2 separate regions of the Homo sapiens genome follow, and region 2 is linked to region 1. The links are chromatin contacts, found by Hi-C or POLR2A ChIA-PET in ENCODE. All regions are on one chromosome and are shown on one strand. The core of a region is the stretch at or near the end of the contact, and the rest is flanking DNA. Distances in the headings are between cores, read along the strand shown. Region 1 has its middle 22 kb from the start of C7orf25. Region 2 has its middle 33 kb from the start of MRPS24.

What was found. Hi-C counts contacts between places; a loop is a spot of excess contacts on that map. ChIA-PET counts read pairs that join two places held with the same protein, here RNA polymerase II (POLR2A). Pooled maps may share reads with other maps.
Region 2: a map of naive thymus-derived CD4-positive, alpha-beta T cell shows a loop between it and region 1 (9-fold over the local background). The contact joins two enhancer-like sites. A Hi-C loop is called at or near these places in 1 of 168 maps with a recorded cell type or tissue (naive thymus-derived CD4-positive, alpha-beta T cell) and 7 of 50 pooled maps. POLR2A ChIA-PET finds 5 or more read pairs at or near these places in 3 of 52 experiments (Panc1, activated T-cell and activated naive CD4-positive, alpha-beta T cell).

Annotation. Positions count from the first base shown.
Region 1 is chr7:42,886,403-42,893,442 of GRCh38, forward strand. No RefSeq gene overlaps it. Among named protein-coding and RNA genes, the nearest start is that of C7orf25, 22 kb to the right of the region's middle. RefSeq lists enhancers at 1,974-2,517, 2,113-2,162 and a silencer at 1,983-2,032. Within about 2 kb of position 2,014, at least 34 of the 41 ENCODE cell types and tissues checked have a DNase peak (open chromatin) inside an H3K27ac peak, as active enhancers do.
Region 2 is chr7:43,833,256-43,840,292 of GRCh38, forward strand. No RefSeq gene overlaps it. Among named protein-coding and RNA genes, the nearest start is that of MRPS24, 33 kb to the right of the region's middle. RefSeq lists enhancers at 1,311-1,430, 1,355-1,649, 1,561-1,930 and a silencer at 5,837-5,916. Within about 2 kb of position 5,761, at least 7 of the 41 ENCODE cell types and tissues checked have a DNase peak (open chromatin) inside an H3K27ac peak, as active enhancers do.

The DNA of each region.
Region 1 (7,040 bases), core at 764-3,263:
TAAAAGTTACATGTTAGAGTTTTGAGGGAACCACAGGCTATGTGTTTTTTCCTTCTCATCTAAAGGTAATAGGAAGTCATTTTATATAAAATTTGTGAGCCAGACACGGTGGCTCATGCCTGTAATCCCAGCACTTTGGGAGTCCAAGGCAGGCAGATCACTTGAGCCCAGGAATTAGAGACCAGCCTGGGCAACATGGTGAAACCCCTTCTCTACTACAAATACAAAAAATTAGCTGGGTGTGGTGGCACATGCCTGTAGTCCTAGCTACTCAGGAGGCTGAGGTGGGGGTTTCACTTGAGTCTGGGAGTTATAGGCTGCAGTGAGCCCTCCTGGAACCAGCACCAATGAACTACAGCCTGGGCCACGGAGTGAGACCCTGTCTCAAAAAAATATATATATAATAATAAGAAATTAAATTAAATTTGTGATAAAGTACACATATCTCTGTAATAGCTAGCTGGCTTTATGACTGGTATTTTAAAATAGCACAATTTTTTAAAAAGTAAAATGAGTCAAAGAGAACAAAATGGAGGAACATTTACAAGAAAGCAAGGAAAGTGTGAAGTGAGGCTTCTATAACCAAGCAAGATTCCTTCACATATCCAAGCTATGGAGAAACAGTTTTGAACATGCTGGAACTCAGGGGATGCTGACCCATGAGCTTTTTTCAAGAAACCTGACACCTGGGAAAACTGGTGAAACAAGATTAATAGTGAGTGTTTAATATATTTAACTGAAGATCTAAGACTAAACCAAAGGTAAGATAAGAATCAAAGGATGATATAGAAACATGTTCTCTGACAAAGTCAGAAAAAAGCACAACCTAAAAAAAGAAAGAGAGGGAAAAGCATAATTAGCTCAATGATTTACTTACAAAAGTTGGGAAACAAATGACATCATTTCAAGCTACCAAAAAAAAAAAGCAGAAGCTTAAATATATTTAGGTGCACAGAGTGCAAGTAAAGAAAGAGAATATGCATTATTCTAATCATTAAAATTGAATGGCAGAGAAAGGAAGGAAAGAGGAGTTTGCAAAACAAATTATATTCTTCTTGCTTACAGTAGAGACCCAGTCAATATTATCTAAAGGAAAGAAGGAAGAATGGGTATTATAAAAACGTCAGTACTAATACAAAAGTTCAAACATTTCCAATTATCAAAAGCAAAAAACAGAACAGAAAAACTAAGAAAACAGAACACATGGCAAAAGTTTTTTATAACTCTTTTTGAAAAAAATGAAGCATTTTTTAATGCCAGAACTGGGTATAAACATGTGGTGAGAGCTTATAATTTTATGTTGCCTTGGCATCCATCTTAAAATATGTTTTAACTTTCTCATACCAGAAGCAGGGCTCAGTCAGCCTTGACACCGTTTCTAATACTATTCCCCACTGGAATGGCTCCAGTTGGTGGCCAGAGATACTGCTTCATTTCAAGGAACCATTCAGACATTTGCCTGCAAACTTAACGTGACCGCCTCTCAGTCAGGGGGACCTCCTGGAACCAGTGCCTGCTTGCTTTAAATTCAACAATTAAACCTGTTTGGATAACACTCTGAACCCAATAAAGGTATTGGTCTACGGGTCCCTTCTCTCTCTCTCTCTCTCTCTCTCTCTCTCTCTCTCTGCCTGTACTCCTTGGTGTGTGGTGTGTGTGTGTGTGTGTGTGTGTGTGTGTGTGTGTGTGTGCGCGCGCGCGCGCCCGCGCTCCCTCCAGGATCTGTAAGTACCAAAAACGCTTAAACTTTCACACTGCGGTTGTGTCACTGAAGCAGTGCCTGAAATCTAATCCCTGAGTGTGACGCCGCCCCAAAGGGCCCCAAGCAGGTAGATCCCATGCTGATGCTCTTTTATCCTGGCCTCTCAGCTGTTGAGGAGAGTAATTGCCGGGCTAAACTGATAAAGTTTCATTCCAAACAATTAGCCTAGTCTGCAGGATTGCAGTCGCGGCTTGGACACCATCCCGGTGTCTGTCCCCCGCAGAGGGCTTGCTACCTTGCTGTATCAGCTGGCCCAGCAGGTCTGGGGCCGCGCGCTGCTTACAGGCGCTGGATCTCGCTGCTCGTCGCTGCGCGCTACTAGGTCCTGCTGTCGTCCGAGTCGCCTCCGGGACTCTCCGGAATTGTAGCGGCTGTAGCCGGCTCCTTGCCTGCGGCGCGGAGGGCAGGTCCCAGTGGTAGGAGGATGTGTTCCCTTTGCAGAATCAGACCCCCTCCTGGGACTGTGGGGACCCTCTGTCGCCGGCCTCCATTGGAGGATGCGTTGTCCCTGGAGCTGGGTGCGCTGTTGCGTGACCTGGGGCCTGGGTGGTGGGCGGGCCTGTCCATGGCAAAGGGCACGGCTGCGCGCTACTTCCCGAGAACCCGCCAGCAGGCTCTTGGGAAGCAGCGATTTCTCCTTAGTCACAGTCAGAGAGGGTGATGCGACACACTGGGCTTCACTGTGCTCGTGAAGCGGAGCCAGGGTGAAAGGATCATATGGCCTAACCCTAACCCTAATGGGAGTAACTTCACCTGCGTCCCACAGGCCCCGCAAGAGTGACGCTGCCAGGCAGGCGCCGCCCTGTTCGGTTCCTGCTGCTGTCGCTCCTCGCTCCCCACCACCTCCAGAGCTCCGGTGGGTCACCATGGAAAGGGAAGCCGCTGCCTGCAAGGCCAGCAGACACAGAGGTCACCCTCCAATTTTTTCGGGTAACATTCTGTAAGGACAGAACACCAGGAGGCTACTCCTACCACCAGGAGCATGTCAGGTAAACATCCAGAGAGATGAAGGAAGAAAAAATTTTATTTTAGCCACCAAGAAATACAAGCCGTTCTAAAGATTATACTTAAAAGAAAAAAAAAACAAAAAAAGGAAGGAAAAAGGGGACCGATGATCTTGCAATCACGGAAGTTGTAGAGAGCTGGCTGCCTAGAGACACTGTGCCCTTCCCTCCTCCCTCTTTTCCTCTTATCAACCAGAGGCAGAGACTAAGAATGCCTTCAAGCAACTAAAGCCTAAAATAAAAAAGAAAGAAAAGAGGAAGAGGGAGAGGGAGGGAGAGAGAGAGAGAGAGAGAGAGAGAGAGAGAGAGAGAGAGAGACTGTTGCTTTATGCTATTACAAGTCCAAGAAAAAAAAAAAAAGAGATGAACTTTAAACTTTAAATACTTAGCAGCTGCCAGGTCTAGCAAACATGCTAGCCCTAGATCACTTACTGATTTATAAACAAACCCCTAGATACAGAGGGGGAAAAAGGTAATTAAATAAAAGTTATATATAATATTTTAACATAAATATATGTTGATAAATGGTGTATATGATATATTTGCATCTTTTGATATAGTTAGAAGTTCATAATGCATATAGCAATTTATATATCAAAGAATTTACATAACAAAAAGATTAAAAAGGACACGTACTGGCTTTGTGCTTCTACAAGGTCAGTTCTAATTTAACTTTAACAATTTGTTAAAATGCACTAACAAAAATGCATGGACTTAATATTGGGGCTCAAATTATATTTATACCTGGGGAATTCCACTAAACTTAAACACTCTGCCCATGTAATCTTGAGCAGGTAACTGAATATAATATTTTGTAAATGAATATGCCTTGCATATTCATTTGTAGCATGGCCTAAATTTCCCATAGTTATATATCCATTGCTGTAAGATATTCTATATTAGGCAGAGATGCTCTGACACAATAAATAACAAATTAAAATTAAAGTAAGTCTTTGGCACTTACAAATTGACTTAATAAAATGGAACCCCTTGTACCCCCAGTTAATATAGTTAATATGGCCCAAAGTAAGTTGAAATGGATTAAAACCAATTCTAAAAAACCTATTAATAAAGGCGTGATTATTCCCACTTCCCCATTTAACAGCCCTTTCATTAGGGCCCCTATATCCAATACCTAATATTATTAAAATTGCTGATTCCGTTCAATCAACAACTGGTAAATATTTTGCTCTTGTGGATTTGGCTAACGTGCTGTTTCAATAGCGTCTTCACTGCAGTTCGCCTCCTCCTCTAAAAGAACACAGTACACCTTTTCAGACCTCTGCAGCTGTGTCATCACATGCAATCTTTAATTAATCTTAACGACATCCACCTTCTCCAGGAGCACTGGTATGAGAGTACATCCAGGACATTCTCAGCCAAGGAGACTCACTTAATACATACATTGATGACATTCGAGACCAATATTTCTTAGTACTTTTGGGTTTTGGTGGCAACATATTCCTCATTTATAAATTTTACTTCTAAATTAAAGTCTACAGACACTCCTGTAAGTGACTTCTTAAAAAAAAAAAAAGCCTTTACTGTAGAGTCTTCTCAACCTTTTCAAATGCCTCCTGCAATCTCTGGATATTTAGGATAGCTATCAGTTGCCCCAGGATTTCTGATACGAGATATTGCCCCTGTTGGCCTCATGCTATACAGCATTAATACAATAGATGACTGGCCCCCACTTACTGGGCTGTCCCAGAAATAGAGGCTCTCCCAGACCCTGAGCCTGTGACCCTCTATACCCAGCTGCCCATTATGCTTTGGGCCATGGAAACAGACCCCACAAGCTCAACACAGCTACTGAGGCTCCCTAAGACAGATGGGAACAAACCTGGGTCCTCTGGTATATTCTACCCACAGGAGGGTATAGCTTCCCCTGTTCTAAGCCCCTTGCCAGACGCCAGGGTGCTGGAGGATGACATCCCTCCCCTAAACCCCTTGACTACTAGGAAGCCCTGTGGATTAACTGAGTGACCAGTAAAGGGAGTTCATAGACTATGTGAATGGCACTGCCAGCCCCTGTGCATGGTGGAGCCTAGTGGAATGTGCTGCTTTCCATTCCTTAGCCAGGATGTCCCTAATAAAGGATGGGGCCCAAATACAACGCACGTGGCCAAAACTCCAGGTGGTCATCTTAGCACTGGATACCCTGGTCAACAACTGGTCCTGTCTTCATGTTTATTATAAACTATTAGGCCATTACTGAAAAATTGGCCCCTCAAGGATAAAAAAAAAAAAAAGAAAAAGAAAATCTCTGGGAATCTCTTACTTCGCACTCACCCAAAACATAAATTAGAATCATACTTCTCCACTTAGAGTTGAGGCCACAATGCAAGGCCGTGCTAGCCATGCCTTATTCCCTTCAGAGTCATGGCTGTTACTAACAGTAACCAAGGCACACAATTCACTTCTTAGAACACATCATGCTGGGCTCCTGAGGAACATTCAATAGAACTTTCATGTCCATGACAGGTCCCAAATGACTGGTCTCAATAAGAGACATCATGATGGTTTAAACAACTCCTTTTCAAACTTCAATACCACAAATAAACTAAAGTTCTCTAGTTTGCCCCTGGCCTTAACCTACTTTTTTTTAACAATTTTTTTATCTTGTCCCCATCCCTTAAGGTCTGTAGGTCAGATCAAGGACATAGACTCTCCTGGGACTCATTAACCATATATTGTCCCACAGGCCTGGCAGCTGCTCATCTTATATGAAACCCATTTGAACCTAAATGTCCACCCAAAACAAAACCCTGTCAGGTGCAGCTGCACACCATTTCTTTGATTGTTGGTCTTATTACTATCAGTTTGGGTGCTTTCATTGGTTTACAACTGGACACCCAAACCCTCCAGTAGTAGATCATTGTTTCAACCAGTTATGACAAATGCTGAGGCCCGCACCAACTCAGGTGCCTACCCATTGAGACATCTCAGTCTCACCTCCTGGAGGACACTGCCCCAACTCAAGACCTCAGCGTTGGAGATGACTTTGCTCCCTGTGCCAGACATGGCTTCACTCTGGACACTAAAATCTCCCCCCAGTGATACTCACAGACTGCCTCTCCAAAAGCAGAAAACGCACATTTATTATTTTTCTTCCTGAACTCACTGTCTACCTGATCCTGCTATACTTCTTACTCTCTGCTACCTCCACACTCCCATACCTAAAGGGAACTCATAATACAGGTTACTAAAATGAATGAAGATTATTGCCTTTCCCAGGAGACACCAGCCCCATGTCAGTCAATCGTGTGGCTCCCTGGGGAGATGACCACCTACTCCCTGAAATCTTTCCTACTAAGCCCCTCCAGTTTTCACCACAATCTCTCACCCTGCATCTCCGAACATCACCACTATGATCCCTCTCTCCCCTTACTCTTGAGAAATCTCCAGCACTCAACCACAACTGCCTTAATTTTGAATAAGATGCTGAGGCACCAAGAGGTGAATTGCAGTGGATTTCATTCAAAATGAAACCTGAAGCCATATATGGACTTAACTGACCAATTAAATATCATGATTTTCAAATTTGATCACATAGCAAAACTCAAACCTGTGCGATAAAACAAGAGACATATTTAAAATATAATAACTCCAAGGACTAGATTGCAGCTCTGGACAGAGCAGCATGCGGAGGCTTGCGCTGTGAATTTTAGCTCCAGATCAACTGCAAGTAAAAACCAGCAATCCCAAGAGGACCCACAGACCCTCTGAAGGAAGTAGGCTGCTCCTGCAGCCGGGGGAGACACCCCAAATACTGTGAGTGCCCCAACTGTGGAAGTGGGAAAGGGTGACCCTCCTCTCCCAAATACATATCCTCACTGGAGAAGCTGAAGATCTGTTTGCAGGAGAAGTTTCTGACTTTACCTGGAGCTGAGTCAGGTTAGAGAGCTGAGCAAAGTGCAGGGGTAGAGGAAGCAGCAGAAAGGCCCTGGGAGCTCTCTGGGTCCCCAGGCAGCCCATTCCTGCCTGGCACCACAGCGATCCATCGGGAGGTTGGCCAGAGGAACAGGGGGGTAAACCTCCACAGGGAGAAGGAATTCTCTACCCGAACTTTGTAACAGTTTGAATGGGGGAGAAGCCTCCTGGCCAGAACTCAGTGGGAGGGCACAAATTGGGCATGTAGAATTCACAGGCCAGGAAGAACTAAAGTCCTTTTCTCTCACAGCTGGGAGGCAGATAGCCTCGGGCAAATTTTCAAGCCAGTCTTGCCTTCACCTGGAAATGGACTCAGGATGTTAGGGGGGTGCATGGACTCA
Region 2 (7,037 bases), core at 4,511-7,010, 950 kb after region 1:
CTTGGTTTACCAAAGTGCTGGGATCACAGGTGTGAGGCATTGTGCCCAGCCTACCTTCTCATTTTGAAAGCAATACAATACCAACTTTAATGGTAATACACTCTTATGTAATAAACAAAGACATTTACAAATATCAGAAACCCAGTTTTGAAACATTTGCATTAACTGTGACCTGAATCAACTTTTTTTTTTTTTCAGACAGAGTCTCACTCTATCGCCCAGGCTGGAGTGCAATGGCACGATCTTGGCTCACTGCAACCTCCATCTCCTGGGTTCAAGCAATTCTCCTGCCTCAGCCTCCCGTGTAGCTGGGATTACAGGTGCATGCCACTATGCTAATTTTTGTTCCAGACCAGCCTGGACAACATAATGAGACTCTACAAAATTAATTAATTAACTAATTAATTAAAAATGATGTTTCTAAAGAATGTAACTTACACACTATGTTGTTAACAGTGTTAACTCAGTGGATGAAAGTGGTTTGCCACACTCATGCATATAATAAATGACAAACATACTTGTTTGAAAGATGCTTCTTTGAAAGCTACTTAGTGGTCAAGCATGGTGGCTCATGCCTGTAATCCCAGCACTTTGGGAGGCCGAGGCAGGAGAATTGCTTGAGTCCAGGAGTTCAAGACCAGCCTAGGCAACATAACGATACTCTCTACAAAAAATTTAAAATTAGCAGAGTGTGGTGGCATAGTTCCAGAACTCTGGGAGGCTGAAGTGGAAGGATCACTTGAGTCCAGCAGTTCTAGGCTGCAGTGAGCTGTGATCATACCACTACACTCCGGCCTGGGTGACAGAGCTACAATATGTTATGAACAGTGTTATTTTAGTGAATGGAAGTAATGTATGTAGTGAAGCGTCTGAAGACACATGTTTAAATAATGTTTCAGATCTTATGGACAGCTGCAAACCATGTCATTCAGAATACACAATCTTCTCAAGTGCACATGGAACATTCTCCAAGATAGAGTATATATCAGGTCACAAAATAAGTCATAACAAATTAAGAAAACTGAAATCATAACAAGTATCTTTTCTGATCACAATGGTATAAAACTAGAAATCAATAATAGGAGTAATTTCAGAAAATTCACAAATATGTAGAATTTAAACAACATGCTCCTATACAACCAATGGGTCAAAGAATTATTTTTTTTTTTGAGATGGGGTCTCACTCCGTCACTCATACTGGAGTGCAGTGACATGATAGTGAGATGAGAAGTCTTCTTCCGATCAAAGGTTTTTCTTGATCGAAGAGTTTGTGGTCTCATGGGCTTCAAGGAATGAAGCTGTGGACCACAGTGGCAAGTGTTACAGCTCAATTAGAGAAACGTGTGGACCCAAAGAGTGTGTGGCAGCAAGATTTATTAAAGCGAAAGTGAATGTAAAGCAAAAGTGAAAGTAAAGCTTCCACGTGGTGGAAGGGGACCTGGAAGGGTTGCCCTGGCTTGAGTGTCTTATGCTTATATGCCCTTATGACTCCTTCCCTTTTCCTTTTCCTTTTCCTGTCCTATAGGATTAGCTTATTTTCTATCCGCTTGTGGGTTGGTGGGCCTGATTGGTTAAAAACATCACGCTGCAGCTAGAGCTTAAACTCCCTATATGATTGGTTGAAGTTTCAATCCCTTAGCTTGCAGCTATGACTCATTTTGGCTTAGGAGAAAGTCCCCTTTGATTGGTTGAAGTTTCAATCCCTTAGCTTGCAGCTATGACTCATTTTGGCTTAGGGAAAAGTCCCCTTAGGGAAGTCCCTATTGACCCAGGAAGTCCAGCCAACTTAGCCACTTAGTCGCTCAATAGCTCACCACAACCTCAACCTCCTGGGTCCAAGTGATCCCCCCACCTCAGCCTCCCCAGTAGCTTGGGACTACAGGCTCATACCACCACATCTGGCTTTTTGTATTTTTTGTAGAGAAGGGGTTTCACCATGTTGCCCAGGCTGGTCTCAAACTTCTGGGCTTAAGCAATCTGCCTGCCTTGGCCTCCCAAAGTGCTGGGATTACCGGTGTGTGCCACTGTGCCCAGCCTCAAAGAAGAAATTTAAAAATCTTTTGAGGCCGGGCACAGTGGCTCATGCCTGTAATCCCAGCAGTTTGGGAGGCCCAGGTGGGCGGGTCACCTGAGGTCAGGAGTTCAAGATGGCCAACATGGTAAAACACGGCCAACATGGTGAAACCCCATTTCTACTAAAAATACAAAAATTAGCCGGGTGCAGTGGCACACACTTGTAATCCCAGCTACTTGGGAGGCTGAGGCAGGAGAATCACTTGAACTGAGGAGGCAGAAGTTGCAGTGAGCCAAGATCGCACCACTGCACTCCAGCCTGGGTGACAGAGCAAGACCCTGTCTCCAAAACAAAAGAGGAATGTTGAAAAAAGAGTAATGTTTCTCAGCACGACAAAGACTATCTCTGACAAGCCCACAGCTAACATATTTAACTGTGAAAATATTTTTTCCTCTAAGATCAGGAACAAGACAAAGATGCCAACTCTCACCATGTCTATTCAATATAGTACTGGAAGTCCTAGCCACAACAATCAAGCAAGAAAAAGCATGACAGACATCCAGATAGGAAAGAAGTAGAAGAAAATTTTTAAATGCTACTTACAAAGTTTGTTGTGAACCGTGTAACTTCCATGTAAGGAAGTAATGAATGTAGTGAAGTGTTTGTAGTCATGTTAAACAGGCTTCTGAAATGTTATTTATATACTATTTTAAAAAGACGTTTCCACAAATGTTACTTATGCAGTGTGTTGTGAAAAGTATTACTTTGGTGAAGGAACGTGGTTACCATACTGAAATTGATGTAAAATATTGGTCCAAACTCCTGACATTCCCTGAAAAGATTTATGGGAATTTCTTTGCTCTCAAGAGATTAATAAGAAATGGAATGAAGCCGGGCACAGTGGCTCATGCCTGCAATCCCAGCACTTTGGGAGGCTGAGGTAGGCAGATCATTTGAGGTCAGGAGTTCAAGACCAGCCTGGCCAACATGGTGAAATCCCATCTCTGCTAAAGATACAAAAATTAGCCAGGCGTGGTGGCAGGCGCCTGTACTCCCAGCTACTCAGGAGGCTGAGAAAGGAGAATAGCCTGAATCCAGCCAGAAGATGTTGCAGTGAGCCAAGGTCAAACCACTGCACTCCAGCCTGGGCAACAGAGTGAGACTGTGTCTCAAAAAAACAAAAACAAAAAAATAAAAATAAAGAAAAAGAAATGGAATGAGATCCTAAACTCTAAAGCCATGCCAAAACAACCTTCCTTTGAGGATTCCAGCTGACTATATTATGGCTCATTCTCATGCACATTTTGAAACAGATGGGCAAATTCTATCAAGGAAAGTTCAGAGCTCAGATGGTCACTAAGAAAACTACAACCAACTATGCGGTTAACAAGCAAAATCTTCGAAGTTCTCTATCTCTCTATTTTATTTTTTTCCTGCCTACTTTCAATCTGCTGACTTTTCTGCTGGTGTTGAGATAAAAATCACTGCTTATGACATTTGAGCCAAGATTTTTTAAAAAAAGACTTAAAGCCATTTCAAATTAATGACTTTACAAATAACAGCTCCATGATAAACAACCTAGACACCTGAACTGTCCCTTTCGGAAATGTAAATTTAGGTTTGCCTGCCTAACAACTGTGTATGGTGACAAAACAGGTAATTGAAAGACTAATAGTCTAGAAGAATTACATAAATGTTTAGAAAAGTTAGGCTCTCAGATCAGACAGGTTAAAATCTTGAGCTCAGAGCCATAATGTAAGTATCAGTGTCTGGCATAAAAATTGCTTTATCTGCCACTCAAGGAGTTAGAAAAAAATTTTTAAATGCAGATAATCTTTTTCCCACCCACACTGGAGCAGGTGGTGAAGCAAAGTAGGTCTGAGGACTGGATTGCCATGTGGACACTGTGTTAATTTCTTTTTCTTTTCTTTTTCTTTCTTTCTTTTTTTTTTTTTCTGAGACTGAGTCTCACTCTGTCCCCCAGGCTAAAGTGCACTGGGTCCATCTCTGCTCACTGCAACCTCCACCTCCCAGGTTCCAGTGATTCTCCTGCCTCAGCCTCCTGAGTAGCTGGGATCACAGGCGTGTGCCACCACGCCCAGGTCATTTTTGTAATTCTTGTCGATTTCCTGATAAAGGGGAGAGTGATTGTTACCTGGGAGAGTGTCCCTGCTTTGGGTAAAAAAACAAGTATTTTGTGTGAAATTACAAATCTGGTACAGCAATAACCACTGGAGACTTTGATAGAAAGGACAGGGATTTGTATTGCTATTGCAAGTTTTCCATAAGAATGAAATTATCAAAAAGTAATTACTTTTATTTATTTATTTATTTAAGACAGTCTCCCTCTGTCGCCCAGGCTGCAATGCAAAGGTGCAATTTCACTGCAACCTCCACCTCTCAAGTTCATGAGATTCTCTTGCCTCCGCCTCCCGAGTAGCTGGGATTATAGGTACACATCACCATGCCCTGCTATTTTTGTATTTTTTGGTAGAGACGGGGTTTCACCATGTTGGCTAGGCTGATCTCGAACTCCTGGGTTCAAGTGATCCTCCTGCCTGGGCCTCTCAAAGTGCTGGGATTACAGGCGTGAGCCACCACGCCCAGCCTCAAAAAGTAATTACTTTTTTTTTTTTTGAGACGGAGTCTTGTTCTGTCGCCCAGGCTGGAGTGCAGTGGCTCAATCTCAGCTCACTGCAACTTCCGCCTCCTGGGTTTAAGCGATTCTCCTGCCTCAGCCTCCGGAGTAGCTGGGATTACAGGCACCTGCCCCTACACTCGGCTAATTTTTGTATTTTTAGTAGAGACGGGGTTTTACCATGTTGGCCAGGCTGGTCTTGAACTCCTGACCTCAGTAATTACTTTTTTAAACAACCATGTGGGCTGGGTTCGCTTGCGTGAGGAACGCTTGCATCCAGGAGCTGAAGACCAGCCTGGGCAACATAGACATCTTCTCTACAATAAAATTAAAAATTAGCCAGGCTTGGTGGTGCATGCCTGTAGTCCCAGCTACTCAGGAAGATGAAACGGGAGGATCCTTCAGCCCAGACGTTAAAGGCTGCAGTGAGCTATGATCGTGCCACTGCACTCCAGCCTGACAGATTGAGACTGTCTAAAAAATGAAAAATAAGGCTAAGGCATGGTGGTTCAGGCCTGTAATCCCAGCACTTTGGAAGGCTGAGGCGGGCGGATCACTTGAGGTCACGATTTGGAGCCTGGGCAACATAGGGAGCTCTGTCTCTAGAAAAAAAAAATCAATCAATCAATCAATCAACCACGTCAATACCGCGTCAGTAAAGCAGAGGTGACACCAAACTTCATTCCAGAGGCTAAGCCTGACCCAAATCCAGTTCAGCCAAAGCTAGGAAACCAGTCTCCCTGGTAAGCCTCTGAATGTGATGTTAGTATTAAAAGGCTGCTGCGTGGTATTATACTAGCAGCCACTGTGTCTTAGCTGTTGAGAAGGACCTCCTGTGTGGTGGAAACCGGGGTTTTTTATTTCCAAAATTCCACATGAAGCCCTTCCTCTACTGGGGGTTCTGAAGACCAACTGCTCCTCAGTAGTCAGGACTGTGACAGGAAGGATTTTACTCACCACTGACGCAGCCTCAAGTTGTCTCAAAGTGAGGCGGTGTCCCCTTAGATCTGTGTTGAGGAAAATGAGGTTCTCCTCCTCACTGCGGGCCCGGCGCTGGCGGCCGCAGTAGGAGCACGGAGGCGGTGGGGGCTTCTCAGGGGTCCGACAAGGCGGCTCGCACGCCCCCTGCTGGTCATCTGGGGCAGCGCGGGGCCCTCGGCGCTCGCTCACTGTTTAGCGGTGGCCGCGTGCCCCCTCCTGGCTGTCTGGTTGAATTAATTAAATTCAGATCGTTCAATGCCATGATTACGGACGTTCAAAATAAAATGGGGCCCACTATCCTGTGTCTTTCTCAAAAATGTTAAAGAAATTATTAATCGGAACGAAATAAATGTAGATCCAAACTTTACAAGTTTCACAAAAATTCATTCAAAATAGTCCATTGACTTAAATTTAAAATACAAAGCTGGCCGGGCGCGGTGGCTCACGCCTGTAATCCCAGCACTTTGGGAGGCTGAGGCGAGCGGATCACCTGAGGTCGGGAGTTCGAGACCAGCCTGACCAACATGGAGAAACCCCCGTCTCTACTAAAAATACAAAATTAGCCGGGCGTGGTGACGCATGCCTGTAATCCCAGCTACTCGGGAGGCTGAGGCAGGAGAATCGCTTGAACCTGGGAGGTGGAGGTTGCTGTGAGCCGAGATCGCGCCATTGCACTCCAGCCTGAGCAACAAGAGCGAAATTCCGTCTCAAAAAAATAATAATACAAGCTATAAAAATTCTAAAGTTACATTAAATCACATGGAAAGCAATGTCAAATGAGAACTACTTAGCCAGGCACAGTGGTTCACACCTTAATCCCAGCACCTTGAGCGGCTGAGGTGGGAGAACCGCTTGAGCCCAGGAGTTTGAGACCAGCCTAGACACCCCTGCACCCTGCAACCAACCCACCTCTACAAAAAATACAAAAATTAGGTTGCTCTGCCTGTGGAGTAGCCATTCTTTTGTTTCTTTACTTCTCTAATAAACTTGCTTTCACACACACACACACACACACACACACACACACACACACACCATAGCCGGGTGTGATGGCACACACTTATAGTCCCAGCTACTAGGGAGGCTGAAGTGGGAGGATCGCCTGAGCCCAGGAGGTCAAGGCTGCAGTAAGCCATGATTAGGCCACTGCACTCCCACCTTGGTGGAAGAGACCTTCTCTCAAAAAAGAGAGAGAGAGAAAGAGATACTAACCTTCTCTAGGTTATATTTGTATGGGTAAAATGTTATTGTTTCAGAAATTGTGTCAAGTCCCTGGAAATTTGTCAATGTCCTCCCTATCCAAGATATGTCCCAATGTAATGTTATAAGTCATAATTTCAGTTAGTATTTTAAATGTTGTATGCCACAGAAACAACCAAATTTCCTTGCATTATAATGAACTTT